Regions from separate parts of the Homo sapiens genome. Here all the other regions are linked to region 2. A link is a loop called in an ENCODE intact Hi-C map of the cell type or tissue named here. Cell type or tissue: endothelial cell of umbilical vein. All regions are shown on one strand. Each heading gives the region's core, and the rest is flanking DNA. Links, peaks and the distances in the headings are about the cores only.

Evidence for each region. A loop is a pair of places that touch in the nucleus more often than their neighbours do. Peaks named below come from ENCODE experiments on the same cell type or tissue, not always from the same donor. Only the 100,000 strongest peaks of a DNase experiment are listed, where the experiment ranks them.
Region 1: it touches region 2 in a loop (6-fold over the local background); 12 of 110 quality-filtered maps call a loop at or near these places.
Region 3: it touches region 2 in a loop (4-fold over the local background); 9 of 110 quality-filtered maps call a loop at or near these places.

Annotation. Positions count from the first base shown.
Region 1 is chr15:69,408,565-69,419,156 of GRCh38, reverse strand. KIF23 (kinesin family member 23) reads right to left here and starts at 4,808. Exons shown (of 24, transcript NM_001367805.3): 1 at 4,681-4,808; 2 at 3,094-3,163; 3 at 1,646-1,774. The coding sequence starts at 4,691. KIF23-AS1 (KIF23 and PAQR5 antisense RNA 1) reads left to right here and starts at 4,128. Exons shown (of 2, transcript NR_132971.1): 1 at 4,128-5,005. RefSeq lists silencers at 4,409-4,488, 4,519-4,638. In endothelial cell of umbilical vein, for the core only: a CTCF peak has its summit at 8,682; DNase peaks (open chromatin) are centred at 4,176 and 4,866; H3K4me3 peaks cover 1,579 bases; H3K27ac peaks cover 1,967 bases.
Region 2 is chr15:69,055,006-69,065,597 of GRCh38, reverse strand. SPESP1-NOX5 (SPESP1-NOX5 readthrough) reads right to left here. Exons shown (of 17, transcript NR_033672.2): 16 at 10,098-10,264; 17 at 2,836-9,033. It overlaps NOX5 (NADPH oxidase 5), which reads right to left. Exons shown (of 16, transcript NM_024505.4): 15 at 10,098-10,264; 16 at 2,836-9,033. The coding sequence ends at 8,902. Among named protein-coding and RNA genes, the nearest start is that of EWSAT1, 21 kb to the left of the region's middle. RefSeq lists an enhancer at 5,118-5,617. In endothelial cell of umbilical vein, for the core only: a CTCF peak has its summit at 6,327 (motif pointing left); a DNase peak (open chromatin) is centred at 6,317; H3K27me3 peaks cover 614 bases.
Region 3 is chr15:69,135,557-69,146,148 of GRCh38, reverse strand. No RefSeq gene overlaps it. Among named protein-coding and RNA genes, the nearest start is that of GLCE, 20 kb to the left of the region's middle. RefSeq lists an enhancer at 6,863-7,364. In endothelial cell of umbilical vein, for the core only: no CTCF peak of the experiment used is centred there; a DNase peak (open chromatin) is centred at 4,618; H3K27me3 peaks cover 261 bases.

The DNA of each region.
Region 1 (10,592 bases), core at 1,306-9,305, 350 kb before region 2:
TGTTTTTTGTTTGTTTGTTTCTTTGTTTGTTTGTTTTTTGAGATGGAGTTTCACTCTTGTTGCCCAAGCTGGAGTGCAATGGCGCGATCTCGGCTCACTGCAACCTCCGCCTCCTGGGTTCAAGTGATTCTCCTGTCTCAGGCTACTGAGTAGCTGGGATTACAGGCACACGTCATCATGCCCGGCTAATTTTTGTATTTTTAGTAGAGACAGGGTTTCATCATATTGGTCAGGCTGGTCTTGAACTCCTGACCTCAGGTGATCCACCCACCTTGGCCTCCCAAAGTGCTGAGACTGCAGGCATGAGCCTCCATCTGGCACTGCTCAATTATCAGTATTTCAGCATGTATTCAATAGGCTCATCTCTATGAAGAGATTATGAACTAGTTCCCTATTGTCTAACTCACACGGGCAGTTCCATCTAGCACAAGTTGTACAAAAGTCTCAGCTGTGACGCATTAAAAATAAAAAAGCTACTCCTTCATTACAGTAGCTCTGGTCTCAGTGATTAATAATGGGGCTCAGACTAGGGTGGTGGCAGTGGAGATGGAAATGAAAGGACAGTTTCAAGACACATGTTGGAATATAACTGATAGGAGCTACTAATGAACTAGTTATAAGGAGAGGCAAGTAAAAGGTAGGTACCAGGTTTCTGGCTTGAGCAACTGGACACACGATAGTGCCATTCCTTGAGAAGAAAACAAGGGAGGAAGTATTTAGAGAGGGAATAAGAAAAATCAAGAACTCCTTTTTGGGCATGTAAAATTTGAGATGCACATGTGACATCCAAGCAGAGATATCAAGTAAGTGGTTGAATGTTGAGAGCCAGAGAAAAGGTTTCAGCTGGAGATACAAGGAGAGCTGGAGGGGGAGACAGGAGAGTGCTGCTGACAAACAGGTTAAAATGAGGATGAAGAGGTATACATCAAATTTAGCAGCAAAGAGGCCACTGGTAGTCTTCTGAAGAGCAATTTCACAGGAATAGTAGGCACAAAAGAGTGAGTGACAGCTAGAAGTAGAAATGGTAGCCTGAATTAATCCTACTGCATTCCCACGGTCCCCTCATCTTTAGCACATCTAACTTTCTGTCTTATTTATATGAGAATTATTTGTTTACCATATATCTTAAGTTATAAACTTTCTAAAGGCAAGGAGTATGTCATGCTCTTTTTTTTAATCTCCTTCCACCCTCCAACTATTAGCTTAGCACATTTGCTAAACAATATTTTTGAGCTGACTCAAAACTTTACTAAAAATAAAAACACTGCATAGGAGGTTGATGCAAGTAAACAATGTCTATTATTAAATGTTATTTTCATTTCCACACATCAAGTTGTATATATAAAACTGCCTAGCACAATCATGTATCATTCCACATTAAATCATCCCTAACACATGCTCTAAGAAACAATAATACTCAGTGTAAGAAATTATCTGCTAAAAGCAATCCTCTAACCCCAGCATACCAAAGGTATGTCTGTGCATCCCAGAAGTCAAAAACACTTTAGATACAGTGGTTATAATGAAGTAAATAAGTCTTTTGAAAATGTGGGCTCACAAATGAACTTTGTTACATCTAAAAATCTAGAAGTCATTCAGGAAACAACATATTGAGTAAAAACAACTTGGTCCAAATCAGAATTACCTCCTTATAGTCTCCATTTCGGTTGAGTCTGTAGCCCTCAGGAGTATGAAGCTGAACAGTTGTATTATTGATCACTTCTATGCAACACTCTTGATCAGGAAAGCCCAGTGGGCGCACCCTACAGTATACCTGAAGAAATAGGAAGGTGCTTTAAGAAGAAAGTTCGACCTTTTGCCTGATTTTTCACTTAAGCTTCTCATTCATTCATTCATTCAACAAACATTCAGTCTCTCAATTTAAGAGCTCTGTATCTCCAAGGGCTAAGAAAATTAAAATCTGCTACTTGAGATTGACAAATACAAGTATGTATTAGATATGAGAATACTTTAAATACACACAAAATTAAAATAAATTTTAATAAAAATCAAATTGCAGTGTATTCACTATTATATTGTACACAAATAATAGTTATACTACTACTAATATCTCTAAAAGTCAACAACATGTCACACGAGATTTTTAAAACTGTTAGAATTTCTTGGAAATGGATGTCAATTTAAAAACTTGTCAGCTTAACCCAACATTTAATATACAAAGACATTTTTATTTATTTATTTATTTAGAGACAGAGTTTCTCTCTTGTCACCCAGGCTGGAGTGCAATGGCATGATCTCAGCTCACTGCAACCTCCTGGGTTCAAGCAATTCTCCTGCCTCAGCCTCCCGAGTAGCTGGGATTACAGGCACCCACCACCACACCCAGCTAATTTTTGTAATTTTAGTAGAGACAGGGTTTCGCCATGTTGGCCAGGCTGGTCTCGAACTCCTGACCTCAGGTGATCCACCCGCCTCAGCCTCCCAAAGTGCTGGGATTACAGATGTGAGCCACCGCACCCAGCCTACAGAGACATTTTTGAAAGCAGGGGAGGGGGCTTGAGGAAAACTCATTCAGCTGTGTGCAAAGCACCCGGTTCCCTTAACTCAGAGCCAGGGACCCACTCCAGTGGCAACGAGGGATAGATTTAAAATACCTCAGAGCAAAGAACCCTTTTTGTTTGCCATTTGTTGTTTTGTTTTAAAATTCTTATTCTTTTTGCCTGCTTCATTTTTTCTTCATAATTTAACTGAATTAAACTTGGTCCCAAGAAGTTTGGAACTCTCCTCATGCCATCAGTTACTGTATGGCATGAACTCAGTTCATATTCTCTGGGATGAATATGAACCCAGTTGGAGATTTTTAATTATCTAACTCTCCAAATTATAATTACAGAAGGTATGCAGTTGACAACCAAAGACTTCATTTTACTGGACTAATTTAATTAATCTTATAGAGAAAATTTCACAGCTAGCACTAGTTTTACACAATGTAGTACATCCATTTAACTAAATGTTCTTTGATTATACTTCCACATGTCTTCTTCTTTCCCTTCCAAGCATACACATAAGACAGAAAGGACTGAAGAGATAAGTTTCTTAAACACCACACATAAATTTACAGGGATACCTTACCCCAACTGGGTCTTTAAGGTTCGTTTGGGACCCTTTTTTCACGGTAGGTTTCCGGGGTGTCTTAGCTCTCCTGGTCATAGATTAAAAAATAATAATAACTTTTTTTTCAGTTCAACACGAATACAAAAGCCTCACCTAAAACTTATACAATCTTTCTAGGTTATCTGTAAATTATCCCTTAGCAGTTGCAAAACACTGCATCCCAAATAACATTAATAATCATAGTAGCAGAGTGTTTGTGGCATGCGTAATCCAAAAGTAATTAAAATTTGCTTTAGAATACATTTTTGGTACCAAAGCTACCTACTTATTCTCTGATTAGTTCTATACTTAAAATGGCTTGCATATTTTCTTGAGCAACAATTTAACAGAGGCACTACAAATTATAACTGCCCACACTTTACAGACTGACAAGCGATTAACTTCAATACACTATAAAAATGCACATGGAGGAAACCATTCTTTCGTCAAGGGTTACGCCTGTACTTTCAAGGAACAACCAGTCATTGAATGCTCAAAACATTACTCTTTGTCTCCAAACAAAATCTGGTCCCAAACTGCCAATTTCTTGGTTTCTTAAGTAGGGGCAATCAAAAAGTTATTTTGATTGATTTCACCATTTCTCTAGCATCTCATCTTTTTCCCTTCACATTTATCTATAGGCTAGATATACATTTAACACATTAAAATTAAGTAAGATTATTGGCTTCGACTGTAGTTTAAAAATATTTTTCCAAACATATTCTCAGATGAAACACAAGCAAATTCGTGTTATTCAGTGCAAAATACTTTGTGGTGGGCTTAAGTTAAACTCAACGTATATTTCTTATATATAATTTTTTTCATCTAAAGATTTTGACTTCGGCCTCTTAATAAACAAGTTGTCTTTTGCAAACGACTCCCTAAATGGTAATAAAGCCAATCCTCTCCTTTGCACGACAAATATTTCTTTACCCAGGAATGATGCTGCGCCGAAAATATTAGCTTAGGAATGTGGGCGGAGGTTCTCTGCGGCCACAAAATACAGCAGAAGTAACTGGCCTGTGTAAGCGGATGGGCTCGGCCTCAAGGACAGGGTGCTCGGCTGAAAAAAAAGCTAGCGGCGATCACCGGTGCCAGGGCTCTCCAGAAACGGAGCCCATCTAACCAATGCCCAGCACACTCGCTCTGCTCCACACACGAGACCACCTCCGACCCGCACTAAGTTGGCCAACTGCACTCTGGAGGCGGCGGCAGCCAGCGAGGGAGAAGGGAAAGGCTGTCCCGGGACCCCGAGGAGGACTGCCCCGCCCCCGGGAACCGGGTGCGGCGTAAAACAACCCCGGCTCCGGGCCGACCCTTCCTGGCCCCTTGGAGGCCCAGGCGGGGCGGCGGGGGGCGACGCGGCAGGGGTCTCCGCGCCCAGGCTCCCGCGGAGCGGCCACACGTGGAGGTTCCCACTTTGGGGTCGCGGCCGCAGCAGCACCGGGCGGGATGCTGTCCGCGCTGCCCGCGTACGGCCGCGGCCTGAGTGGAGACGCCTGCCCCCAGCCCCGAGGCCTCGGCCCCCGTCCGCCCTCTCTCCCTGCTCGGCGGCCTCGTACTCACGCTGACTTCATGGCAGCAGGCTCCACGCCGCCCAAACGCGCATGCGGGACGGCTGGCTGGCGAAGACTGCGGGACGTTAGGACCGGCAGCAAGAACTAGAACTTCGCGGCTAAGGCGCGGTGCTCTGCGAAGCCGGCGGCGACGCTAAGAGCCCAGGTGAGCTCCCGCCTGGCGCATTTCAAACGGGCCAATCAGCGCCCGTCCGCAGGGAGAGGCAGGACCTCCGCGGAAGTGACTTCGCTGCCGGAAGTGGCGCTTGTCTCCTAGGCGACCGACGCTGAAAGGGCCGCGGAGTCGCGTGTCAGGGCTGGAGGGAGATCTTGAGGTATGGTATTTAAACTCTTCCGCCTTGCGATGACGAAACTGAGGGTTTCTTTTCCTCCATCACAAGAAGTTCAATGGAAGGGCCTTTCCAGGGTTGATTCAGAGGTCGGAATGTCGTTCTGGTGAAAAGTGTTGTATTCCTGTGCTGTGCCCTGCTCCAAGTCTCAGGCTCCGTCTCTCTGGCTCCCAAGTCACCACATTATCTTGGCGTCTTTTCTCTCTCTGATTCACCTTTCCTGGGTTTCCCTCCAGCTCTGTCCTATATGTACATTATTTTATCAAATCTTTTTTTTTTCCTTTTTTATTTTTTGAGGTGGAGTTGCTCTGTCGCCCAGCCTGGACTGCAGTCTTCAGCTCACTGCAACCTCCACCTCCTAGGTTCAAGCAATTCTCTTGCCTCAGCCTCCCGAGTAGCTGGGATTACAGGCGCGCACCACCACGCCCAGCTAATTTTTGTATTTTTAGTAGAGATGAGGTTTCACCATATTGGCCAGGGTGGTCTAGAACTCCTGACTTAAGGTGATCTGCCTACCTTGGCCTCCCAAAGTGCTGGGATTACAGGCGTGAGCCACTGCGCCCGGCCTGTTTTATCAAATCTTGATTGTGTTTGATCCTGGCCTTACGGAGATGAATAAAATTTGGTCCTTACCCTTAAGGGGCAACCTTTTGAACCTACTCTTGCCTTAGATGAACTGATTCTATATCACTTCTGTCTTTGACCCTAAGCCGATGACTACCAAATACACATCTACACCTGGGCTCTCATGGAACTCTAGCCCCTTCTCAACTTCCTAAAGGACCACAGCACTGGTAAGGATAGTCACAATGTCCTTGGCCAATATTGTTGGTGCTCAGGAAACGACACCCCAGAGTATGGCTCTTTGGCACACTGAGTGCTTTGAACTAAAGAAGACTGAAAGTGCCTCAGAGAAGCCTTAAAAGCAAAGTCTGTCTCTGACTTTCTCCTGCCCTCTTGTCTCCCACCCCTCTGTGTCTCCTAAAGCAAATAATAGAAACCAGAATTTCTGTTCCCCAAGGCGGGTCATGGAAACTAGAACCCCTTTTCTCCCAAGCAAGCCAGAAACATTATTCTAGAAAAACCTAGAAATATTAATCTAGCCTTCCCCCACCTTTTTGTGTAAGAGCTGGCCATAAAGACATTCTTTGATGTACCTTGTCATAAGACCCTCGTTCCAAAAGGGTCTTGCCCTACACTCAGGAAGAAGGAAAGCTGCACAGAGAGGCCAAGAAGAATCTGAACAGACAGGACTTGCTGGATTCCTCCTTCAGTCTGTTACTATTAGATCATACTCCTTTTGTACAATCACATTTCTACACAGCTGTCCATTCTTCATCTCATCTAAGCATAAAAATGGACAGCTTTCCCTGGGTCTTTGGGTCTTCATTTCTGAAGGCACTTACATCCCATAAAACTGTGATTCAATAAGTTATCCATTTATCTTGCTAACCTGTTTTTTGTTATGGTAGTGTCAGCTGTGACCCTTAAGATGGGTAAAGAAAAGTATCACACCTTTTCCACCCCTACATTGCACATTAGGATGGTTCCAACTTTTCCTATTACAGATACAGCTATAGTGAATGAATGTGGAAATTTATACAATGCAGGTAAATATGTAGGAAACATTTCTAGAAACAGAATTGCTGAGTCAAAGAGTATACATATGTGTAACATTTCACAGATATTGCAAATCATTCTCCATAAAAGCTGTCCAAATGTACACTCCCACCAGCCTGTATGAGAGTGCCTATTTCTCCACAATTCTCAAAGTGTTATCAAACTTTTCAGTAGCTACCAATCTATTGATATCTCATATCAATTGGTGAGAAAAAACATGTAGTTAAATTTTTCATTTATTTTCAGATAAATGTTGTCTATTCATATATTTTAGAGCCCTTTTGATTCCTTCTCTATCAACTGTGTTCATATTCTTTGCCTCTTTGTTCTATTGGTTGTTCGTTTTTCTTAATGATCTGTGAAAGTTCTTATATTAAAAAAAAATTGGTCCTCATCCAAAATACGAGTTTAAATACTTTTATTTTTCACATTTTGGTTATTTTTATTTGTATATGTTTTGTGACAGCTTGGAAAAAATTTCAGGTAGACAGATTAATCCGTCTTTTCTTTTATGGCTTCTGTTTTGTGTCATACTGGAAAAATACATCCATTCTGAGTTTTTTATTTTATTTCTCATTTTTTGTTTCCTAGTGCTTTTATTGCTTTGCTTCCTATGTTGAAGTCTTTGAATGATTAGGACTTTGTTGTCAAGCTAGAGTTTGGTATTTTGTTGGTTTGTTTGTTTTGTTTTGTTTTTTGAGACGGAGTCTGTCACGCAGGCTGGAGTGCAGTGGCGCAATCTCGGCTCACTGCAGCTTCCGCCTCCGGGGTTCAAGCAATTCTCCTGCCTCAGCCAGGCTGGTCTTGAACTTCTGACCTCAAGTGATCCACCTGCCTCAGCCTCCCAAAGTGCTAGGATTACAAGTGTGAGCCACCGCACCTGGCCTAGAGTTTGGAATTTTTATCATTTAGGAATTGGGCTTGGTTGCTGACTACTTATATCCTAGTTGCTCTTCAGTTTAGCTTCTACCTCAGACTCCATTGGAACTCTTGTCACCAAAATTACCACTTCCTTGATGCTAAATCTATTTGACTTTTGTCTTACTTGGCTTCTTAACAACACTAAAAAATGTTGCCCATTCCTTTCTTCCCATGCCTTTATTTTTTCTCCTAGCTGTCTAGCCCTTCTTTCTCAGTCTCCTTTGTGAGTTCTTTTTTTCTCCCTTAAATGTTGGGGCTCAGGGTTTAGAGCTGGTCACTAGGTGTGCCTTTTCCCTAGGCACTCTCAAGCACTCATATGGCTTCACATCCCATTCATGTTTGCTCTTCTGAGCTCCAGAGCCATATATCCAGCTGTCTTCTGGATTCTCCACTTCGATATCCCACAAGCATCTCACATCTAACACATTCTAATCTCTTCTCCCAAACTTGCTCCCTCTCAGTGGATGGCATCCACCAAGCCAGAGTCTAAAGCAACATTGTTAGCTTTTCTCTCTTCTTCTGTCTCAATATTCAATCACTAAATCTTAACAGTTCTACCTACTAAGTAGCCAAACCTCCAAACTGCTCCACTTTTCTCTGTCTCCTCAGCCACCATCTTCTCTTGTCTGATAAAGACAGCAGTCTCCTAACAGGCCTCTCTGCTGCCACTTTCCAATTCAGTTTCCATTTTGCTCATCTCTAAATCATGGATCTGATTATGTCACATACCTATATGAAACTCTGCAGTGGTTCCCCATTGTTGGAGACCCACCACAGGGCCCTGAGACGCTTCCTCTGGGGCTCATCACCCATCACTGCCCCCTGTCCCCTCTAGTCATGTTGAACTGCAGTGCCCTGAACACGCTGGGCTCACACGCCATTCTCTGTGCTGTCACGCTCTCCTCCCTCCTTTCCTCTGACAATGCCTTGCCTTCAGTTCTCTGCAGATCTGCCAGCTACCCTGCTGTGGATACTGGGCCCCGTGGTACAGCCCCCACGCCCCCAAAACTGCCCTTTCCCACTCACTGCACCTGTTGACTTGTTTCAGCACTCACATTCCAATTGGCAGTCACTGTTCATTCCTGTCTCCTCTACTGGCTTATCCCCACAGCCTCACTAGATGGCATCGTTGCATGCCCAGTGCCTAGCAGTGCAGGTGCCCCATACATGGCTTGAAGGGATGAATGAATCATCCCTTCAAAGAACGCTCCAGTTGAGGACCCAGTTACATCGCACCACCTCCAGCTTCTCTTCAGGCCAGTTTCTTCTTCCTCCCTCACTTCTGTATTAAAGTTCTCTGGCTTATTAATTTCCTTAAAACTACCAAATAATTACATCATTTTTCTATTCAAAAATAGCAAAGGGCTACCTATAGCCATTAAAAGATTTGCATTTTACCATAGAATTAGAGATCCAGATCAGGAGTGCGCGTAGGAGGGTGGGGAGAAGAGAACTGAGGGGCTTTTTTCTTTCTAAAGTCAAGTATTTTAGGTATAATTTACATACAGTAAAATGGACCCTTTTTAGTTGTATCGTTATGTGTATTTGACAAATATATAGTGTGCTGTAACCACAATCAAACGTATATTTCCATCACAGTGGAAAATTCTCTGGGCTGCCCCTACTCCCAGGCCTTGGCAACGACTTTTCTGATTTTCTTCCCTATACTTTTGCCTTTTCCAGAATGTCTTTTCTTTCACTCAGCATAATGCTTTGATATTCATCAATGTGTTGCATGTACCAGTAATTTGTTCCCTTTTTGTTGCTGAGTCTATTCCACTGTATGAATGCAGGACAATTTATTCATTCACCAGTTGGACATTTAGGTTGTTTCTACTTTCTGGAGATTATGAAACTGGTATAATTATTTGTGTAAAAGTCTTTATGTAGGTGTGTTTTTATTTCTCTTGGGTGGGATTGTGGGTCTTACGGTAAGTTTAACTTTATTAGAAACTGTTAAATTGGACCAGGCGAGTCTTATCCAAATCATTGAAGAGGGGCTGACACTACACAAATTCGAAATCATATATTAATCCAAACACCCAGATAAGCAAGTCCAGCTGTGGGAACCCAGTAAACACCAATGACCAGAAACTGCTGAAGCCCCGAGTGTTTGAGGGGAGGTGGTAAAATGGAGACAGCACTGCCTTGGGATCTTGGACATGCTCCGCACACTGTTCCCTCCCAGGCCCTGCTGGTCACTCAGTGGCCTTAGAAACATTGTCTCAGGTTCCCAGGCCATGAATCTCTCTCGCCAGGCCATTTGTAACATGAATGGTTAGATGTTAATGTTTACATACAGAAAACACAAATTAATAAAATCAACCTGGGGATGTGTGTGTGTGTGTGTGTGTGTGTGTGTGTGTGTGTGTTGGGGAGTTGGGGGACTGTAAAATTTACACAAAAAGAAACAAATGACTTGAACTATATTTCAAATAAATAACATACACAGAAAGGGGGAAATAACCCAGGTAACTGTGACTATTTAGAATCAAGCTTGCCCTCAGGGTCAAGACAAAAAAAAAAAACTTGAAACGTTTTGAATTCTAATTAGTAGGCACAGACATTAGTTGGTAATTCTGAAACAACATTCTGTACATTCTAGGATTGAGCAGATAAAATGTATCATGGGCTGGGTGAGGTGGCTCATGCCTGTAATCCCAGCATGTTGGGAAGCTGAGGCAGGTCTATCACTTGAGGTCGGGAATTCGAGACCAGCCTGGCCAACATGATGAAACCCTGTCTCTACTAAAAATGCAAAAATTAGCCAGGCATTGTGCCACGCGCCTGTAATCCCAGCTACTCAGGAGGCTGAGGCAGAATCGCTTGAACATGGGAGGCAGAGGTTGCAGTGAGCCAACATCGTGCCACTGCTCTCCAGCCCGGGCAACAGAGTGAGACTTCGTCTCAAAAAAAAATAAAATAAATAAAATAAAATAAAACATATTGTGGCTAATGGCAGTCAGCTTTCTCACTGTTGGAAAAGGGAGGAAAGGAGAAAAGGTGAAAAGTACCTGGGAATTCTTTGCAC
Region 2 (10,592 bases), core at 1,754-9,753:
CTCTCCTTCATGCTGCCCCAGCACCTCATGAGGACTGTGCTGGCATCTGCCCCTTGTATTGGCACTATGGGCCTGTGTGTTTCCCTCTCACTCTAGGGCAGGGCCTATGCTTCATCTTGGTATCCTTGTTAACTGATACAGTGCCTGACACGAGGCGGACACTCAGCCAATGCCTGTGGGGTGAATGAATGAATGAGTGGTTCTCTAATGGTGACAGAGTAGGTCTCACCTGATTTAGTAGGGCTTTTCTCCCTGGGAGTTTAGCCTCAGTGTGGCTCTGGGTCGGGGGTCAGGGGCTTTATGGAGCCCTTCTGCCCTCTGCCCCTAAAGCCAACCTTATTTCCTGCTCACTGTCACCATCATCCTCTTCTCTAGAGCCGGAATCCCCTAGGAGCATTTCCTTGTTTTCCTCCTCTGGAGAAGAAGAGCCCAGAGCCAAGGAGCAGAGGGCTGCAGAGCATGGCTCAGATTTGATAAACAGGCAGGAGATTTCAGCAGCAATCAGGAGAGGAAATCACACACATTATCCCCGGAATTCATAATGCACCGCTAATGAGCTGGAGGGGCTGGGAGTGGATCTCCACCCACCTCTTGCAGCCCAGGATCATCAGTGTTTGGAGAAGGATGCAGGGAGGGGCAGTGCCATAGCCTGATGGTCCTCTCAGGAAGGGAAGGCATTTATTAGGCCTCCAAATGTGGCTTGGTCACAAAGGACGTGAAGATGAGGGGCTGCAGAGACCTCCAGGGGGCAGTGGAGCTGCGGAGGGGTGCATGCAAGGTGGGGGACCCACAGCGACCTCCCTGTTGAATAACCTTTCCCTGAGAAAGTCCTAACATCTGGGAAATTTCTAAATCACATTATCATTGAATTAGTATCTATTGAGGCTTGTCATAGGCAGGAACAATGATCAGCATTTATTGAACCTTTGTGCCCCAATGCTGATAGTTTACAGTTGTACCTTATCCAATTCTCTACCTCCTCCCCAAATGCACATACTCACACCACGTGCACTCACATACATTCTCACACACTATGCCCCCTCCCACACACACTCTCCATGGTGAGGTGGGCATTGCTGCCCTCACTTTACGGGGTAAAGGAAGAACTAAAACACCAAGCATTTCATGACTTCCTGTCATCACACAACTCCTGGCATGTGCGCCCCAGGGGATTGACTCCAGGTACCCGTGCTCCTGTCTGCACTTACTGTCTGCCGCTTCCCTGTTTTATTTTCTGAGAGCACTTACTCTCCGTAATGTCATTGTTTATTCATCTGTTTACTTGGTTTTTGCCTGCCTGCCTCCATAGAACGTAATTGTGATGAGGATGATGACAGACAACATTGACTGAAATATACTACATGCCAGGCACTGCGTTAAGCACCTCATGTACATTCACTCATTTAATCCTTGCCATTACTCTACCTAATAGTACCAATCTTATGATCATCCCCATTTTACAGGTGAGAATGCATTCACTAGGCCAAGGCCTGGAATACAGGAATGAGTATGGCTTGGATCCCCATCTGATCAAATGAGGCAGTGGCTTCTTCCCTCAGGGTAGCAACGCCTTGGGGAGAACAGGCTCCTGCCACGCCCCTGTCAGTCATATCTCCCTCCTCCCACTCTTGGCCCGCCCTAGAATGGGGCTTTCAGGGGGCTCTGTTGAGTAAAGCAGGTCAGTAAAGCCCTCTCAGGCCTTTGGGCTAACTGTCCCCATTCAGTGTCCCTCTGGCCTCTTTCCTCTGTGGCATCTGGCAAGGGCCCCAGGCTCCTGGCCTGGTTGTTCACGCACAGAGATATCCACAGACACCAACTGCTGGGTCCCCCGCCTGCCCCATTCTGCTAGGTGATTGATGGGGCCACTCTTGCTCTCAGTCCCAGAGAGCTCCTTTGAATAATAACTTAGCAAAATTACCTCTCTTTTTGCTTTCCCTATCTCTGATTCATTTGCTTTTTAAGTCATTCATCTCTTTTGAGTTAGAAGAAGAATGAGGAAGAGAAGGAGGAGGTAGCACAAAGGAACCAGCCACCATGAGCCCCGCCTCCTCATTTTTTTTTTTTTTTTTTTTTGAGAGGGAGTCTCCCTCTGTCCCCCAGGCTGGAGTGCAGTGGCGCTATCTCTGCTCACTGCAAGCTCCGCCTCCCAGGTTCACACCATTCTCCTGCCTCAGCCTCCCAAGTAGCTGGGACTACAGGTGCCAGCCACCACGCCTGGCTAATTTTTTTGTATTTTTAGTAGAGACGGGGTTTCACTGTGTTAGCCACAGCGGTCTCGATCTCCTGACCTTGTGATCCGCCTGTCTCGGCCTCCAAAGTGCTGGGATTACAGGTGTAAGCCACCACACCCGGCCCCCACCTCCTCATTTTACCAAGGGGGAGCTGGGAGCAGCTCTGTCACCAGCCTGTCCCATCTTAGTGTGATTTTAAGGTGGAGTGCACATCTGCCAGTGGATTTCTAGGGTTTGCAAATTCAACCTGATCCCTGGCTATGGAATGAAAGCATGTGTGAGAGATCTAGAGCTAGAGCTGGGGGGAGGCGGGATGTTTCTAGGGCCCCTGAAGGTGCACCTTGAAAGGCAGCCAGCTGCTCTACCCACCTGTACCACTGGTCCTGTCTGCCTGCGGGTATGGTGGGATGTTCTCACCCTTGCAGGGGAGCAGCAGAGAAAATAGGGAAAGGAATGAGAAGGAGGCTCAAAGGAGTCACAGCAGCTCACCAACACTTATTCTGATCACTAGGCACTGGGGAGACAAAGCCCACAAGGAGTTCACAGACAAGTAAGTAGGCAAATACAATACCGTCCAATACATGTGTAGGTACAAGTAGGTACGTACAGTACAATCCTACGGAGCAGGCTGTTTATTCTGCGATGGGAGGGACCAGCAAGGAAGTCTTTACAGATAGGCTGATGATAAAGTGTTCCGAAGTCTCAATCTGAAAGTGGAGAAGGGTGCTCCAAGTGTCAGGCGATGCAGAAGCAAAGGCTTGGAGGTGCGAAGCTGCACAGTGTCCTGGGGGAGCACGAAATGATGCTATTTAAAGTAAAAAAAGCAAGGTGGACATTGCCAAGACCTGAGAGGTAGGCAAGGGCCAGGTAATACTGGCTGTAATGGTAGCAGATCTTCATCTAGGGCTTATGTTGGGGGGGCCTTGTGTAGCAGACTCAGGAGTTTGATGGCTATAATAGGAGAGTCCTCCAAAAAGAAGGTGTGCAGTCAGACCCACAGCAGTGTGTGGAGGATGGATCAGAGCCAGGCTGGAGAAAGGAAGACCAGTTAGCTGGGTGGTCTTCCAAGCTTCCTTTCTGGCTAACTGGTCTTCCTTTCTCCAGCCTGTCTCTGATGCACCAATTCAGGCAATAGGCAATTTAAGGACTGAACCAAGGCAGGGCCAGTGGGGAAGGAAATGTGCTTGAGAAGCATTTAGAATGCCATGTTGACAGGCTTGATGATTGGCTGAAGGAGGAAGATGGGGGAGATAGAGGAGCCAAGGGTACCTCATGGGGTCACCAGCTGAAACAGACCATAGCAGTGGAAACATTCATGAAACACGCCAAGCACCTACTAGGTGGTGACGCTATTCTAGTCACTGGGGACACAGAGACAAATCATTCACTGTTCTTGAACATTCTTTAGGGTTATTTAAAGACAAGCTTAATCTGTATTTATAAACTCATGTCCAGCCAAATTTGGGTAAATCTCAGAATTTTTTTTTCCTTTACCAAAAAATGCATCCTTTTCTTCCCTGCCACACTAAAACTCACTACCTGTCTTTCTTTGTTTCTCCAGCAGGCTACACTCACACAGCTAGGGTAGTTTAAGAGGGCCCATTTGTCCCTGAGTAGTATTAGGGCAGCCCTTTTGGGGCCATGGCTGGGTGGCTAAGGTTGGAGGCTGGAAGCTTCCTTGAGAGTCAAGTCTCTTTCCAGCCATTTCTGCCATTCAGGTTGAGTATTTTTCCCCCTGGGATGAATTTCCTCATAAAATAAATGTCTTGTCTGAATTAATCTTATTTTTAAAAGGAGAGAGTCATCATATTGTAAAGACAGATCATAAAAAGATGCATCAATCTGTCAGGAAGGCTGGTTAATATGAGTATTTGTTTAGCACAGACAGTGTGCCCTGAGGCATCTCAACTCCCAGGCTGGGCTGGTGCTGGGCTTAGCCCCTGTGCACACAATTTCACGTGTATGCCCACGGCCTCCACAGTCCTTCTGGACTAGTTTTGGGCCTAGACAGGGCATTTTATTTTAATACTTAGGCCATTCAGGGCCAGCAGCATATTGATAATGGGCACTATAGGAGCCTCCCTTATTGAAGAGCCCACGGAGTGACCCCTGACGGGGAGGGCCAGTCCCCTGGCTTAGGCCCGAAATACTTTCACTTGATACCAAATCAATATTCAGGATCTTAGACAACACTGCAGATAATCTCTGCATTTTGTTTTACTCTTAAAAAATAGATACAAGCCATACAAAAGTACATAAATTAAAAAGTAAAATATCACATGAGTAATACAGGAAGTGAAACCTTACTCAGGTAACACACAAATACAGGAAACAGATAAGAGGAAAACATTCAAGTCCTCCTTTGCCTCCTCCACAGTTAACCACTGCGAACTGCTTAGCATTTGGGCATCATCGGCCATCAGCAAGAAAACGCATCAGGATGGCTGGCTGACTTTTCTCCTTTCACCAGATGTTAACAATGCTGTAGACACATCTGGGCCCCCAACAGATAAGGGCTGTCTGGGCCCAAGACAGATTAAGGCTGGCTTCTAACTGTCTTTCCGTGTATTTTTATCTATTTATCCCCACATGATATACATATGTCATTTATTTTCTGTGTTATAAATAGGATTATATCAAACACTTGGTACTTGTTTTTTCTTTTCTTTTACATGACATCCTATTTGGGGTTTCTTTTTAAAATAAAACTATAATATTAATAAAAACTTAAACTTTACAGAAGGGCAAAAAGTAAAACAAAAACAAAAACACAAAATCCTTTCCTTCATTGTATCCCTCCATTCCCACTCCCCAGAGCACACAGATAAATATACTTTCATGTATCCTTTTAGAAATGACAAGTGCTTAAACGCATACATACTTGATCTGTTCACTTTATAATAAGAAAGTGAGAACTCAGAGAGGTCAAATGATACACCCAAGGTCACACAGCAGACTGTGGCAGAGGCAAGTGTAGGACTCAGTGCCCTGCCTCCCAGAGGGCAAAGGTTTGTCCACTGTGTCTCCAACAGGTTGGCCCAGAGCCAGTCTCGGCTAATGTTCCTCATCCCTCCCTACCTTCAACCTTGTCTGCCAGCCTGGTGACTCTCCATGTTGCCCATGCCCCCTCCCCTCCCACGAATGCCCCAGCTCAGTGTATTAATAGCCTGCACTTGTGCCGCTCGTCCAGGAGGGCCCTGCCTGATTGGTCATTTCAGGAATGCCTGCTGTCTCCGTCAGCGCTGTCCTCACAGAACAGTGCAATGGCACCTGGCAAAGTGGTTCAGTGGGCTTGTGTTTGTGCTTTTGTTCCCCAAATTACAAGTGACAATTAGGTGCAAAAGACTCTTTGTAAGGATAATTCCATTTAAGTAACCCCTTGCCCTGGGAGGAACCGACATCTGGTCTACACTCTGTGCTAGGCTTTGGGTCCCCATGTCTGGCCTTGGGGAGTTTGCAGCTTCATGGGGGAGGATGGGCACACGTGCCGATAACTGGCCTTGCTCCTTCTCTCTTCTCTTTGCATGTGTCAGCCTTATCTGTCGTGGGCCCAGATGTTTCTACAGCATTGGCAACATCTGGTGAGAGAAGAAAAGTCAGCCAGTCATCCGGATGCATTTTCCTGTTGATGGCCGATGATGCCCATCTGCACATCTGGGAAACATCCAGATGGTCAGACCATGCGTGCTGTACACTCACATGTGTGGTCCTGCTGCCTTCGATGACATGTCCACCGAGGCAGACAGAACCTGGACCTGTGAACTCTCCCCAAGCCAGGCCTGTTCAGTTCAACTTGACCTCACCGATGGACATTTTGTTGCAAGCAGAAAAGAGGAAAGCCCAGAACTGGACACTGGGTATGGGGAGGGTAGAGTTTCTGGGGGAAGGCAGCGGCAGTGAGAAGCTGCCAGCTAGAGAAACTGACCTTGAACATGAAGTCTCTTGACTTCACAGAGATGGAGCCTGGAGGTTTTGCCTCTAGTGGGGAGCTTTGGAACAGGGCGTTGTCTTCCCAGCCCCTTTCCCTTTGATTAACTGCCACTCACGGACCAGTCTCACTTCCTGGGAAACAAACCCGCTTGAGATCCGTGATTCTGCAGCGCCCTCTCGTGGGCAACTGGAATCTGTCTGGAGAGAAAACCTCAGGACACGGGCATATGGTCGTCACACATGTGGGCATTCACGGATTTTAGAATCGTATGTCCAAGTCCTTCCACCTGCTCCCACCCACTATATTATTAAGTCCTAAACGAACAGCTGACTATTTGTATATGCGGGTGGGAGCCTGGTGGAAATCTGTTACGAGAGGGCAAAGGACTGAGGGCAGGGCTCAAATGTGTTAAGGCGGTGTAGACAGAGATGGGAAAGAATCCAAAACGGTGACATGCATGTGTGTGTGTGCATTGAGTGCATGTGTGAGACATCCTGTGCTAAACAGATTCTGCCACGTTTCCAAATGATTTGGCACAGCCTGTTTACATCCTCCAACCTTAAGTCAGAACACCCTCTTTAGTTTCCTTCTGTGCCCCAGAGAGCGTTTTGTCCAAGCCTTCCCAAGCCTGATGAAGAGGGGAAAGTACAGACTCAACAGAGGGAAAGAGGTTCCAAGAGTGTGTGGCCTCAGGCTGGTAAAACTCCAGGTGTGAGTTTCCCTGGTGAGTTGTGTGCCTCCCCAGGCTTGCTGGAAATTAAACACGATCTGGTTGGAAGGCCCCAACACCAGGTCTCCTGGCCTTGCTGACTCCCAGTCCAGGGAGATGGAGGCTTGGTGCAAGCACGAGCCCCGCTTTCCACCCACCCAAACCGAATTAGCCTCTCCTTGACTGCAGGCCCCACTCCTCCTCTCGTATTCTTCTTCCCGTTCCTCCTCACATCTTAAAGATGACATCCTCACTCCCATCCTGCTCTGTCCCAGTCCTCAGGGTATGTTTTGCCTTCCCCTTCCCAGGGCCTGCCTCAGCGTCTTCCTCCACCATCCCCTTCCTATTGCCCCTTTCAGAAGAGAGCTTTCCCCCACCTTCATTCTTCCATCCACCCAACTGGCTCATCCCCTGCAGGTCACACCCACCCCTACTGCTGCATCCCAGCCCCACCTTAGATAAGGGACATCATCATCCAGGTTATGATCCGGCTTCTTTACCTCCCCCTTTGCAACCATGGACTTCCAACCCATGGAAAAGAAAGGTGCCAGCTACAATCCCATTGGAAAGTGCCTGGTTCCAACCCCATGATGGCAGCCTTGGGGAAGGGTGCTTTACACTGTCAAGAAGAGAACCTATCAGGACTGACTGCAAGGTGGAGGATGCCCAGGAAATGTGGGGCTCACAGGAGCTCATGGTGTGGCACAGATGGAAATGTCCAGCTCAGATGGAGGAGGTGAGGCCCACCCTGTCCTCTGCCCAGGGCCGCTCCTCCCCACAGTATGTGCTGAGAGAGCCTTTGCTGCCTCTGCTGTTCCCTCCTGCCCAGACAGGGACAGACGCAAACAGAGGCTGGAAAACAGAGACAGAGGGAGCCAGGATAAAGAGAAATGATGTAGATGCACGAAAGCCTGGAGCAGCAAGGAGCTGAACTGAGGTGGAATGTCTTGAGCACTTGGCGTCTCATGTCACCTCACAGCAACTGTGACTGACGGATGGCATCAGCTTATTTCACAGATGAAAATAACAGACATGGGGAAGCTTCCAGGGCCACACAGCCAGAGTGTGGCTGAGCTGAGCTTCCAGGCTTAGCCCGCTTCATCCCCAGGCACTTGGCCTTTCCACGACAGAGAGAGGCACACAAAGAGGCTGTCTCCATCCTGTTTCTCAAGCGACTCAGCACACAGAGAGAAGGAAGAGGCCAGCATACAGAGCCCAGAGAGGCTCTGAGGGACGCGCCAGGAGAGAGGGAGATGGGGAGACAAAGACACAAGGAGGGGCAGGGAAAGATGCTGCTTATTTCTCCCTATGCAAATGGATTTGGTGGAAAATACATATTTCAGGTTTCATTCCCAGATCATCAGAATCAGAATTTCTGGTAGTGGGACCAAGGAATGTGCATTTGAAGAAGGCTCCTCCAAGTAGCAAGGTGTGCTGAGATATTTGCACCTAACTTGAAAATGCATCCAAAAAATCAGATAAATTGACAGATGGAAAGAGGGAGGAGGAACTGATGGATAATATGTGATAAACAGAGCAAATTATTAACTGAGGAGTCTAGAAAGTAGGTAACACTGTTCACTGTATGATTCTTCTCACTTTTTGTAGGTTTGAACAATTTTATAAGATGCCGGAGAAATAAGCTTCCAAATGACTGTGATGATTGGGCAGGTTTGGGACCATGGATGTGGGGGAAGGCTCCGTCGGAAAATGTTTGGAGGAGTGGTTGCCCTCTGCCCCCTCGAACCCCACCCCCAAGCTCCCGTGACCAGCCTCTGGTTCCCTCACTTTCACAGAAACCCCAGAATCTACAGCAGACTGAACAAGGCACTGTCCCTTCCCCTGGGTTCTAGAGGAAGTTCATCTGCCCCTTGGGGTCTCCTGTTCTCTCTGTTGAGCAGGATTAGGGGGTCCCTAGGCTTTGTCTTATTGGGTGGGTCATCTGAGGCTGGTCCCTGTGGGGGCATTTATACTAATGCAATGAAGCAGACCCATGGTGTGGACTTGGGGCAGAGCTTGGAGAGGTGAGGCTAGAAATTCTCTTGGAAAAATCTGAAGCCGAACTTCTCACAATGGCCCTTCAGCACCTTGGCCAGAGCTGGGGAGCCACAGAAGAAGACCTGCACCTTGCCCTTCTTCTCAGCAGCCACTTTCTGGAACACCTGGAGTCAGTGGGGTTGAGGAAGAGAAGAGGGAAGATAGGTGGAGCTGCTGACTCACCAGTGACACAACCACCTGGAGGTAACAGCATAACGGGTCGGCAGCAATGAGCATTCCCATTTTACACAGGGAGCTGCATGGCACAGCTGCTGGGTTTTACAGCAGAGTTCAACACTCAGCCATTCAACTAAGAGCCATTTGTTCAGCTGGCAACATGACCCAGAACCCCAGGTAGAGGACCAGGGCCAGAAATAAATAAGACCCAGGCCCTCCACTCAAGGATCTGCAACTGTGGGAGACAGGCACTAAATCAGACACGCAGAGAGATGCATACAGTGCTCTGGGACTCCCATGGGAGTCTGAACCTGGTGTTAGTCCCCAGGGCTGGCCACCCTGCTGTGATTTAAATATCCTTCCTGATGTCAGTCTTTCCCCCAGTGAGGACCCTTTTCTACCCCAAATTCTGCTTATGAATTGCCTTTTTCTGAAAGTCCTCTTTGATGCCCAAGCACTCACCACAGACATTCCCCTCCCACTCAGCTGTCATGACCCAGGCATGGGGTCATCTGCAGCACTTTTAAAAGCAGCACCTTCTGGGCCACTTCCTGCAAACCGCAAACCCTGACAAGTAAGTGTTCAGGAAAGAAAAATAATAAAACCAATCTGAGAAATAAAATAAAAGGATTGCAAACGATTTCATGTCTCTGTGCCTCAGTTTCCCCATTTGTAACAGGAGATGATAAGATTTGTTGTTTTTCCAGGTCCCTGTCCACTCAGGCCTTTTGACACTGGTCCATAGGGAGTCAAGGCTGCAGGGGTCTTTGAGGTCATAGAGACTAACTTCCTCTCTGAACAGATGGAGAAACTGAGGCTAATGATGGAACAAAGGTTAGTGATAAAGCCAGTGTAGGTGCCCTGTTTACCTTTCACACCACGAGGTCCCTTCTGGACTCTGGACTTAACCTCACACTTTGCCCCTGACAGCTTGGGCCTCGTCTCCCCACCGCTGCCTCGAGCTCTCAGCTTCATCCATACCTGCAAGCTGCAGGGCTCCAGTTGGCATTACCTTGCTCCAGTCAGGCCGCCCAGGCTGGGTGCGCGTCTGCAGCCCCGTGATGGAGTCTTTCTTCTCCTTGTTGGCCAGGAGGTCAAGGGCCATCTGCAGGCCAATGGCCTTCATGTCATTCTTGCCCAGTGCAGATGTCATGTACATATGCAGCTCCAGGAAGCGGCCTGTTGGGCAGGGGACAAGGGCTGCACTGAGGGTCTAGTACCCATCATGGGCGCAGGGCAGGATGCCAACCACTACCTTACCCTGGGGCTTGGAAGGAGACCCATAGGTCTTTTGCCCAGGATCTGTTGTGTAACCAGTGCCATGGAGAGGAAAGGCAGCCCATTGCTTGAGCTGGGCCTACTATGTACATGGCACACATTGGTTACTTTATATGCACTAAGGTGAACCTCACAACCACTCCAAGAGTTAGATCTTTTATATTTATTTATTTAGTATTTTTGTGGAGATAGGATTTCACTATGTTGCTCAGGCTGGTCTTGAACTCAA
Region 3 (10,592 bases), core at 1,077-9,076, 81 kb before region 2:
CTCGTTCCCTCCCCTGCTCCTCTCCCACTCAGTCCTGGTAGCATAGATCATTTCACTGGGTAAAACAAAGACAGAGCCGCATACTCAACATTGAGCTCTGCAAGCTGTCAGCTCAGTGATGAATGGAGAGCTGAGCTAATGCAAAAGTGCGCCTGGTTTGGGTGAAGCTCTGTTTGATCACCAGTCATTGGCATTCATGGAGAGTTCCTAATTGTCACTTGGTGATGGGGTGCTGCACTGTGGTTAAGTGCGTGGGGGCCTCTCTCAGTTATTAACCTTTATGTTGCCCCTATTGCAGTGAGGGCAAAGACAGCCTGGGATTCTGATCAAGTTATATTTAATGCACTGCCTCTCTTACTCAGCTCATATCCCAGCTATTTCAGTGGAAGAAAGAAAAATAAATAAACCCCCAACGCAAAGCAAGCAGGACGGATAAAGGTGAAAGCTATTGACCCAAGTACAGTAATGTCTTTCCATCAGATGTGGTATGTTCCTATACCTGGGAAGGCCCTGTGGATATTGATGAAGGACCCCTGACATTCTGCAAGCCACAGATACATAAATCATCAAGTTTGAAAGAGGCTTTGGTACCTGTCCCCTGAAATAAGGGTGTCATTCATTTAGGATTTATAGCTCTGGGGAAGACAATTTATCTAAATGGCTCCAGAGAACATTAATGGGAGACTTTAATGTTTCCAGTCCCTTGGGAGCCATGGAGCTGGGAGCGTTACATGGGAACCCAGGAAAACCCAGTTTAAATGAACTTTCAAAAAAATCTATGGATTCAGCAATTACTGAATAATCATTTGGTTGGAATATTTGTGTCTGCATACTGAAGGCAGAGACAATGAATTTTCTTTGAAGACAAAGCAAGAGGTTTATAAATATTGCTTTATGGCAGAGGATGAGCATTTTAAATTTAAAAAATTTTAAATGAACATTTTTATTACTATAAAAGTGTGTGCTCACTGAACATAACTTAGTAAATATAGAAAAGGAAAACTCTAAAGCAAAACTTACCCACATTCTTACTCTGTGATGATAACCATGGTAAATATGCTGTCTTTCCTTCAGTCTTTTTTTCTGTGTGTGTATACTCACATATGATTTTACATAATATATACATACATATAATTTAAAATGACGAACTGTGGTACTATACTTTTTTGCATTCTGCTTCTTTGTTTTGTTTTGGTTGGGGGAGGGTTGTTTTGTTTCGTTTTTGAGACAGGGACTCCCTCTGTCACCCAGGCTGGAGTGCAGTGGTGTGATCACGACTTACCCCAGCCTCAACCTCCCAGGATCAAGCGATCCTCCAGTTCAGCCTCTCAAGTACTGGGACTACAGGCATATACCATCACACTGGCTAATTTCTGTGGGGTTTTTTGTTTGTTTGTTTTTTGTAGAGACAGGTCTTCACCACGTTGCCCAGGCTGGTCTCAAACTCCTGGGCTCAGGTGATCCACCTTCTTTGGCCTCCCAAAGTGCTGGGATTACAGGTGTGAACCACTCACTGCGCCTGGACCACATTCTGCTTCTTGACATTATGTGACATCATTACACATTTTTCAAAAGTACGTTCTGTAAAAGCTACATAACATTTGACCATGTATATGTGTGATAATATATTCAAGAATTCTCCTATTATTTAGACATTTGTTTTCAGTTTTCACTCTGTCTCTGAAATTTTTGTTAGTTTAAACCCTAGAAGAGAGATTACTGGATGAAAAGATACTTTTTTTTTTGTAAGTCACTTGACACAATTGCCTTTAGAGTTTTTCAGTCATTTTCTTTCCTCTTTTCTTTTGTAGCAGGCCACATGTGAGCTATGGGACTTCAGTTGACCTTTTATCCCTTTTCCAAGAATGATCATTGGGTGTTTCATTGCCCCCACCACTCCCTAGCCCCACAATTCCACAGCTTGGATGTTTGCCCTTGGATTTAATTACTCTCATGCTTTACTTGGGAATTTTTTAACTCAGTGTCCCCTGTACCTGTGTTGCCTTTGCCATCTACACTCACTTTCCCTCTTTCTCACCTCCTTCACATCCCACCTACCCTCAGAATCCTGTTTAACTCTCCTCCTTCACAGAGCTTTCCCAGACCACTCCATCCTCAGGCTTCTCTCTTTCTGAACTGCGCCATAATTTATGTTCTTCACACCACTCCTCTGACAATTAATCACCACTTACCAGCTGTATGACCTTCAGTAATCCCAGAGGCTTGTCGTGAGGATTTAATGAGATCAAGCCTATAAAACAAACACCTATCACAGTGTGGGGCACACATTGCAGTTGAGCAATAAATTGAAGCTGTTATTATTATTACAGCCAGTTTGCCTTGTGACGTTTCTTCTGTTTAATGTTACATACGCCCTCCTCTACTGCTATTTAACTGTGTGTGACCTGGATTCCAAATTCCCTGAGGGCAGCTGCTCCACAACACCTGGAGCTGTGTCATCTCCTAAGAAGCTCACAGGGAATATTACTGCTTGTGACCAGAGAGTGGGGTCACCCAAGTATCTCTTCTTTGCTTTCTCCACCCAGTTTACTTCTTAGATGACCCTGGAACCCAAAGCACTGAACTGAACCTCTTGAGTGTCCATCTAACCTGCTGAAGTACATAGCAAGATCCAGCAGGATGCAGTGGTTGAGTGCTTGGAAATTATCCCACTTTTATACTTAATTTGAGCAAGGGGTACAAATGTGACTGCATATGTGGCTCAGAGTTTCTGAATTGGAAGGAAGCTTAAAGATAACATTGTCCCTTGTACTTATTTTCTGGATATGGGAAGACACCTTAGTGCTGTCCTTGGGTTGGTTTCTAGGAGACCTGGTCTCTGGCTCTTCTATTTATAAAGCTTTGTGTCCTGGACAGGTCACTATTCTTTCTGGTTTTCAGCTTCCTCATCTACAAAATGAGAGGATGGCACTAGATAATATCGAAGGTGACTTTCAACTAAATTTTATGATTCTATGAAACTAAAGCCCAGAGAGGTTAAGAAACTTGTGCTAAATTGTAGAAAACAAGGACTAAAATAAAAGTTAAATTCCAGAGCTTTGTCAATCACTCTAGTCTATCTTGCCAACCAGTGGTACTGATCTAGTGCCTTCCTAGAAGGATCACAAACAGGTGTAAGTCAGGGGCCTAGTTCTCACAGAGCTTTTATAGTCTAGCTGGAAACACAGACACAAAGAGAAAATTACAATCCCAAGTAGAAGTTAAGCCTGCTAGGTTGTTCCCCAATACCCATTCTCCCCAACCAGTAGCACAATTAACAGAACCCTCCATTTTTACTAGGCATGTAGTGATGCAAAATAAAGTTAAATCTCTCAACCTTGGTTGCAGCTAAGGGTGGCTATGTGATCAAGTTCTGGACAGTGGAAGGTGATCCTAATTGTTGTGTGCAATTCTTTGTCGTTGCTCTTCCTTACTCCATTTTCCCTTTTTCCAGTGTCTGGTTATGGGCATGGTGATGAGCCGTTTTGGGCTATGAGAACAAAGGCACCACGCTAGGGATGAGCGACAAGATTGCAGGAGCCTGGGTCCCTGATGGACTGATTATTCTGTACCGTGAGAGAAGACAGGGATGTATTTATAGGTGTTAAATGAGGCAAAACTGCTATTTTGGGTCTCTCGGACAGCTTCTAAACTCACATCCTGACTAATATATATCAGTTTAGAGCCAAAGGTGTTAATGGAATACAGATGATGGAGCATTTCTGGAAGCTCTGGGAGCCAAGATCCTTACAGAGGTGATGGAGTGTGAGCTGGATGAGAACAATGGGTGGGAGTAGAAAAAAGCCAATTTAAGTGAAGTCCATGGAATTGAGCAAAGTCACACAAATGGGAATATGGATGGGAATTTGGAAGTGACTTTCTGCACATAACATGATAGTTTCCAAACCAACTGATGATCACAATCACTTGGAAGCCTTAAAAATACAAATAATTGATTCCAGTACCAATTATTTGGATTACAGTAAACCAAGGATGGATTCCAACAATCTGTATTTTAAAGCTTCCAGGTGATTCTGATGATGAAAAACATTGTGTCTGATAAGAAGAATCCAGAATGAGATCAGATCACAAAGGGCCCTAAAGACCATACAAAGAATCCATTGTGCCCTGAGACTGGGCCTGGCACCATCTGCACTTCCCAGATTATGCTTTTAAATGTAATTGTCAGGAAAGAGGAATTCTAAAAGAAATAGCACATGGTATCTTAGAAATGTCAGACCTGGATCTCGTTCCAGCTCTATGCTTTGCCAACTGTATAACCTGAAACATAAGCTTCACTTTCTTTATCAGGAAAAATATGAAAAATAAAAATTGTTTTAGAGATGAAATGGGAAATTGTATGCACAAATAGCTAGCTTGGTGTAAACACCCAATAATGTCACTGAAATGTTAGTTGCCCTCCAGGCACTGTGCTAGAGCTGTGCCTGCTGTACATGGGGTGGGATGATGGCAGGGTGGGGGGGTGGGGGGTGTGTGCACTGGTGCTCTAGAGGCCAGGACTGCAGTCCTCCCTCTGGTGGCCACTCACCTTAGACTTGGGACCCTGGCACTCTTCTAGAAGTGGACCATGCCTCATGAGTCATTGGCCTCTGTATAAATAATTCAACCCTATTATTATTTAGCACTCTGTGGTCACTGCTGGAGACCTGCCAAAGTCAGGCCAGGCCTCTGTGGCACTGAGGGGCTCTTGTGGGCTCCCCGGCAGGCTCAGCCTTCAGCCTTGATTTCCATTAGTTCAGGATGGAGGAGAAAGGGCACATCCTCGAAGCTCCCAGGGTTTTGCATTGTGACTTCGAGAAAATCAAAGGGCATAATTAGTTTGGGCTAAAGTACACAGGCATTTGACATTTTGAAAAATAGTTTTATGACATTTCTTTGATAGGTCTGGACCGAAGGCAGCTGCTTATACTTTAGGGAGGTGACAGAAAAGAAGAAGGAGAGACAAAGCAAGTGAGGAACCTAAGTATTTTAACAATTCTCCCTTATGTTTACAGAGTGCTTTACACTTTTCAAAGAAGCTTTACATTCATTACTAAATTATTTGATTTTTATAGTAACTCAGCAAGGGAGGGCAGAGGGTAAAGAAACTCTGCCACTTACTAACTGGATAAGCCTTGGCAAATTAACTTCTCTGAGGTCAGTTTTCTCTTCTTTGAAATGGGGATATCATCTGCAGGCTTGTGTTGACAGTTAAAAGTAAACGTAAAGGCAAACGTAAATGAAGCCCCTGGCATAGCTGCTAGCACAGAGTAGATGCTTACTAGTCCTGAGTTTCTGTCTCCTCCCATTATATAGATGAGAAAACTAAGGAGAGAATCGTAATGTGAGTCCATAAAGGGATAGGAAACATGTCTGAGTATGCTTGGTTCAGGGATTTTTTTTTTTTTTCTGCAACAGGTAGATTCTCAAGAAAGGCTATTTCACAAAATAAAACAAAACCCTGCTTGGCACATTTGCCCCTAAGTTCCACGCTGGTGGTACAGTTGGGATGGATTGTGGGGCTCCTACCTAACAAGCAGGGCAGGAGGCAAGTGGGAGGAGAGAGACTCACGTGGAAGACATCCGCCAGGCAGACAGGCGAGGGGAGAAGGAAGCGCGCGGTGCGTCTGGCTTCAGACAGTGCGTCTCCTCTGCCAGGTTTGCGGTGGAACACTCTGGCACAGGGCACAGAATGAAAAGCATCCAGAGCTGGAGAAAATTCCATACGTCAGCCCGACACAAGCCTGGGAGGACCTGCCACAGCAATGCCTCACAAAATCAGGCTGGAAATTATCTCGACAGATTGCATGAAATGAATAAGATGAAATCCCAAAGGGCTAAACCCAGGGTCATGCGTTGGGTTCCAACATCCAACAGCATAAAGCACTGCATGAGAAAGACTGACATGAAAGTAGAAGACGCGTTCTATTTACCCTCGAAATGGCTGCCAATCAGGAGGCAGCCTGGTGTTTTAGAAAGAGCACTGGATCAGGAGTTAGGAGTCCCCGCTGTGCCCTACTCCACACAAGCTATGAGCCTTTTCACAGTCCCTTGATCTCTCTGGGCCTCAGTTTCCTTTCCTGTAAAATTAGTAGATTGGACTAGCAGATAATCCTAGTGGGTTATTTTAACCTTAACATATAACGCTATTTTATTTTATTCATGTCAAGAAGACTTGGTAGTTTTATTTGGCTCTAAGTTCAATAAGAGCTAGCAGTATGTAAATCGTAGTTAATGAAAACTTAGGGTGCACAAGTAGGAATAGAGTGGTCACTTAAAACCAGGCAATAACCCAGCTGACCTCAATTGCTGGGCAGCTCTCTTTGTAGTAGTCAGTTTGGGGGAATGGGGCACATTTTGAGGGGTCTCTAGAAAAACTAGAGGCTGTCCAGAGAAACATCTTCAGGATTGTGAGAGGTCAAATTTGAATTTGGAAAAGCTGAGAAACTGGAAATATTTATCCTCAAGAAAATCCTGAAAAGGAACATAATAGCCATAATTCTAAAATCTGAAAGGCTGCAGCTCAAAAGATGAATCAGGATTATTCCAGGCTCTAACTTATGCAGTCCAGACAACGTGGGTCAACTTGAGCTGAACATATGAACGTGCCTTCGTGGGGCAGGACAGGAGGCTCATGAAGCAGAGAGAGCAGGCTGTTGCTGGAGGTGAGGGCCACGGTGAGGGACCAGCTTCTGAGACGCTGTGGATGGGACACCCATGCTGGGCTCTGGATAACCAGAAGCACCCCAAGATCTCTTCTAATTCTGCATTCTGAGGATTCAGATGAGGAAGGAGCAGGGGAGACTGAAGATGAAGCAAGAAGCAGGGCGAAGGGAGGTAGCGAGCAGAGAGTGCCTGTCTCTGCAAATGCCATATTAATTATGTGGCCACTGCAGGCAACCTGTTAGACCAATTAACAAAGAACAAGAGGCAAAACAACATGGGGTTTGGAGGTGGGTTGACCTTCACAACCTGAAGATGGGGCTACTGATCAGGATGGGAGCAACGGGTCAGCAGAGCTCAGTGTTTGCTGGCTTCTGTCCACTTTGTCATTTAGATGTTGGACCCCAGAGAGCAGGGATCTTGCTTAGATCTTTGTGTTTCCCCATCAGTTAGCTTCTGGCACCACATCAGACACACCACCGGTGCTCAATAAGCATCTTGTCAAGTGACTGCATCAATGGACAAAGGAACAGCTGGAGCTCAATAAACAGTTATTGACTCAATTAATTAATGAATTAATTAATGGAAAATTGACCCAGCTTTTCATTCTGATCTCAAGAGAGTGAAATTATGAGAAAGGAACCTCACAATGGAGCCAAAGATGGGGTTGATGAGAACTAAGGAAGAAAAAATATTTGAAGGAAGGAAAAGAGAGAGGGTGGGGAGGAAACAAAATGCAAATAGTAATCAGTATTACAGGACCATCAATGCTGGCTTGCAGGGTGGCACACCATCCATCCATTCATTTACCCACCTATCCATCTGTCCCTCCTTCCTTCTGTTAATTCATTCTTTTGACCAAACTTTTTTGAGGAACTACCATCATACCAGCCTGTACTAGAGACCATGGAGGACACAATGAGACATAAAATCCACGTACTGCTTCTAGGGTCTATACCTTCTAGCTATAGAGGAGAAACCAAAGTGTGTTTTTCCTATTCTCTGCTCACCACAACACAGCACAGAATACTTCTGTGACCCCAGATGTGTGGAGGTATTTCTCCATACACCAAGCCATCTGTAGCAGACGCCAGCTGGGTGTCCTCTAATTCAATTCAGTGCCACACTATTACCTGGAGAGAGTGCCAGATCCCATAAGACTGCCCCCCATTTCAGATACCAGTCACAAGCCCCAGGCTGTTTGCCTGTGCTTCTGACGAACCTACTATAAATCCAGGTTCCCATGACTCCCTCCTTGGGTTTGATTAATTTGCTAAAGAGGATCATAGAACTCAGGGAAAGACTTTACTTACATTTATCAATTTATTATAAAGGATGTTACAAAGCCAGATGGAAGAGATGCTTAGGGAGAGGTATGGCTGAAGGGGCATGAACTTTCTATGCCTTTTCTGGGTAGACCACCCCTCAGGAGCCTCCACATGTTCAGCTCTCTGGAAGTTTCCTGAACCCTGTCCTTTTGGGCTTGTATGGAAGTTTCATTACACAGGCATGAATGATTACATCACCGGCCATTGATGATCAATTTAACCTTCAGCTCCTCTCCCCTCATGGAGGTTGGGGGATGGGGCTGAAAATCCTAACCAGAGGGACTTCCCTGTGACCAGTCCCCATTCTGAAGCCATCTAGGGGCTGCCAGCCACCAGTCATCTCATTAGCGTACAAAAGACACTCTTCTCACTTCAGAGATTCCGGAGGTGACTTATAAATATTTGAAAAATGACATAAGATGCAAAATGGCTCAAGATCATATACTAACTCTGGTTTCCTAGGCCACCAGGGGCTGGATTAGAGGGAGCTCAAGGAATACTATTTTAAAATCTTTCTCTGGCTGCTTCCTACCCATTCTTTGACACTTTAAATTCCCTCCCAGGTTGCTCTGGGGGCTCCCAATGGGTGACTTACTGTGCTTGTGGAGGATTCAGAGCACCTGACACCAGCCCGCTCATTTGTTCTGCCTCACTGCACTGAAATCTTTGGTCACCACCAATAGCACAAGAAGCAGCCACAGAGGGTATCTGCCAATGCCTGGTGCATTGGGGGTGCCACGAAGGGTCCTTCTGTGGCTGGTGCTCTCTGGTGCGTATGCTGAAGCTGCCCATGCTCAACACCTGCCCATGCCCACCACTTGCCGAGTCCAACACCTGGCATGGGAATCTAGGCTGGACGTACTATGTCTGCTCCCATAGTGGAAGCAGTTGCTGGCCCCAAAGCAGCAGCTGTGCTAGACCATCACTATCTATGACCACTATTGAGAAACTACTCCTTTATAATTTTTTTGTAGCCCTTCCTCTAAAAAAGGGCTCAGGCATCTGTCCGGTAGGGATAGGCAGAGGTCATCCTGAGTGGCAGATTCTACATCCCCACCTCCTGCACCATGGACTATTACCTTGAACCTTACTTCTTTGGCTCTCTTCTCTTAGGATAAATTCTTCTCCAGGAGGCTCCTTGGTTCCTGGGAAATAGACCCTAGTGGGCCTGCCCCAACAGTCTATAGAACATTCTGGATCCTACTGGGATCATAGCTTAGGTTCAACTGAGATTCCGCCACCACGAAGGGATGAACTGAAAGAGCTCTGCAGACACTCGTATAGGTCCTAGCAGGTTGTGCAGCCTGGAACACCATGTTGAAGATTTTGGGGCCTCGTTTAAGCTTAGCAGAACAGAGTAGAGTGCAGTGATTGATTACTGATGCCTACCACAGGCACTGGAAGAGAGAGGAGCAGCATGTGTGCCACATCTATGCCCTCCCTTGTCTAGGTTACTGTTTGCCTTTGGAGACTGATATGGTTTGGCTGCGTCCCTACCCAAATCTCATCTTGAATTGCAGCTCCCATAATTCTCATGTGTTGTGGGAGAGACCCAGTGGGAGATAACTGAATCATGGGGGCATTTTCCCCCATACTGTTCTCATGGTAGTGAATAAGATCTGATGATTTTATAAGTGAATGAGATCTGATGGTTTTATAAGTGGAAACCTTTTCAGTTGGCTCTCATTTTCTCTCTTGCCTGCTCCCATATAAGACGTGCCTTTTGCCTTCCACCATGATTGTGAGGCCTCCTCATGTGGAACTGTGGGTCCATTAAACCTCTTTTTCCTGACATATTAACCCAGTCTTGAGTATGTCTTTATTAGCAGCATGAAAATGGACTAATACAGAGACTAATGGTGGACAGGAAGGGAAGGGACTTAAAATTTGCTTATAAAAATATTTAATAGTGGCTATCACATTATATTTCACAACAACACTGAGAAAGAGGTATTATTAGCAATCCTTTTTATAGATGAAAATCGGAGACTCAGAGAAGGTGAGTAATTTGCTTAAGACTAGACAGCTACTAAGTGGCAGAGTCAGGATCCAGACCTAGGTTCCAGATTCCAGAGGCCATGCTTTGTTCTACCACCTCACCCAGTCTCCTAGTGCATAGACTGGAATGGGTTGGATCACAAGACTATTGAGGGCAGCAGTGAGGCTTGTCCTAGACACAGCTTTATCTAAGTACCATACGTAAGCAGGCTTTTCAGGAACCTATGCTGGCAACCATGAAGGCTGATAATGATGATAAACCCTGTGGTAATGATGCCTAGGAGCCCCTTCTCATAAGGGTTTGAACTTCACAGGAGCAAAGAAAGGGTTAGTTGCTCCCAAAGGCATCTTTACATGTGATGGATTATCAGGCTGACTCCTGATCATTTCAAAATGCACATATTCATCAGCATTATCCAAGCCCCACAGGAGCACTCAGCCAGGAGATTCACCTAAATGCTTTTTCTAAAAGCAGACAGTGTCTTTATCCTCCTTGCTAACACCAACCACAGAGGGCCAGTCACCTCTGACTGCTGGCTGCTCTTGATCATCGAGATAACTGTATGCAGATCTACAGCTTTCCCGTGGCATTTTCCAACCTAA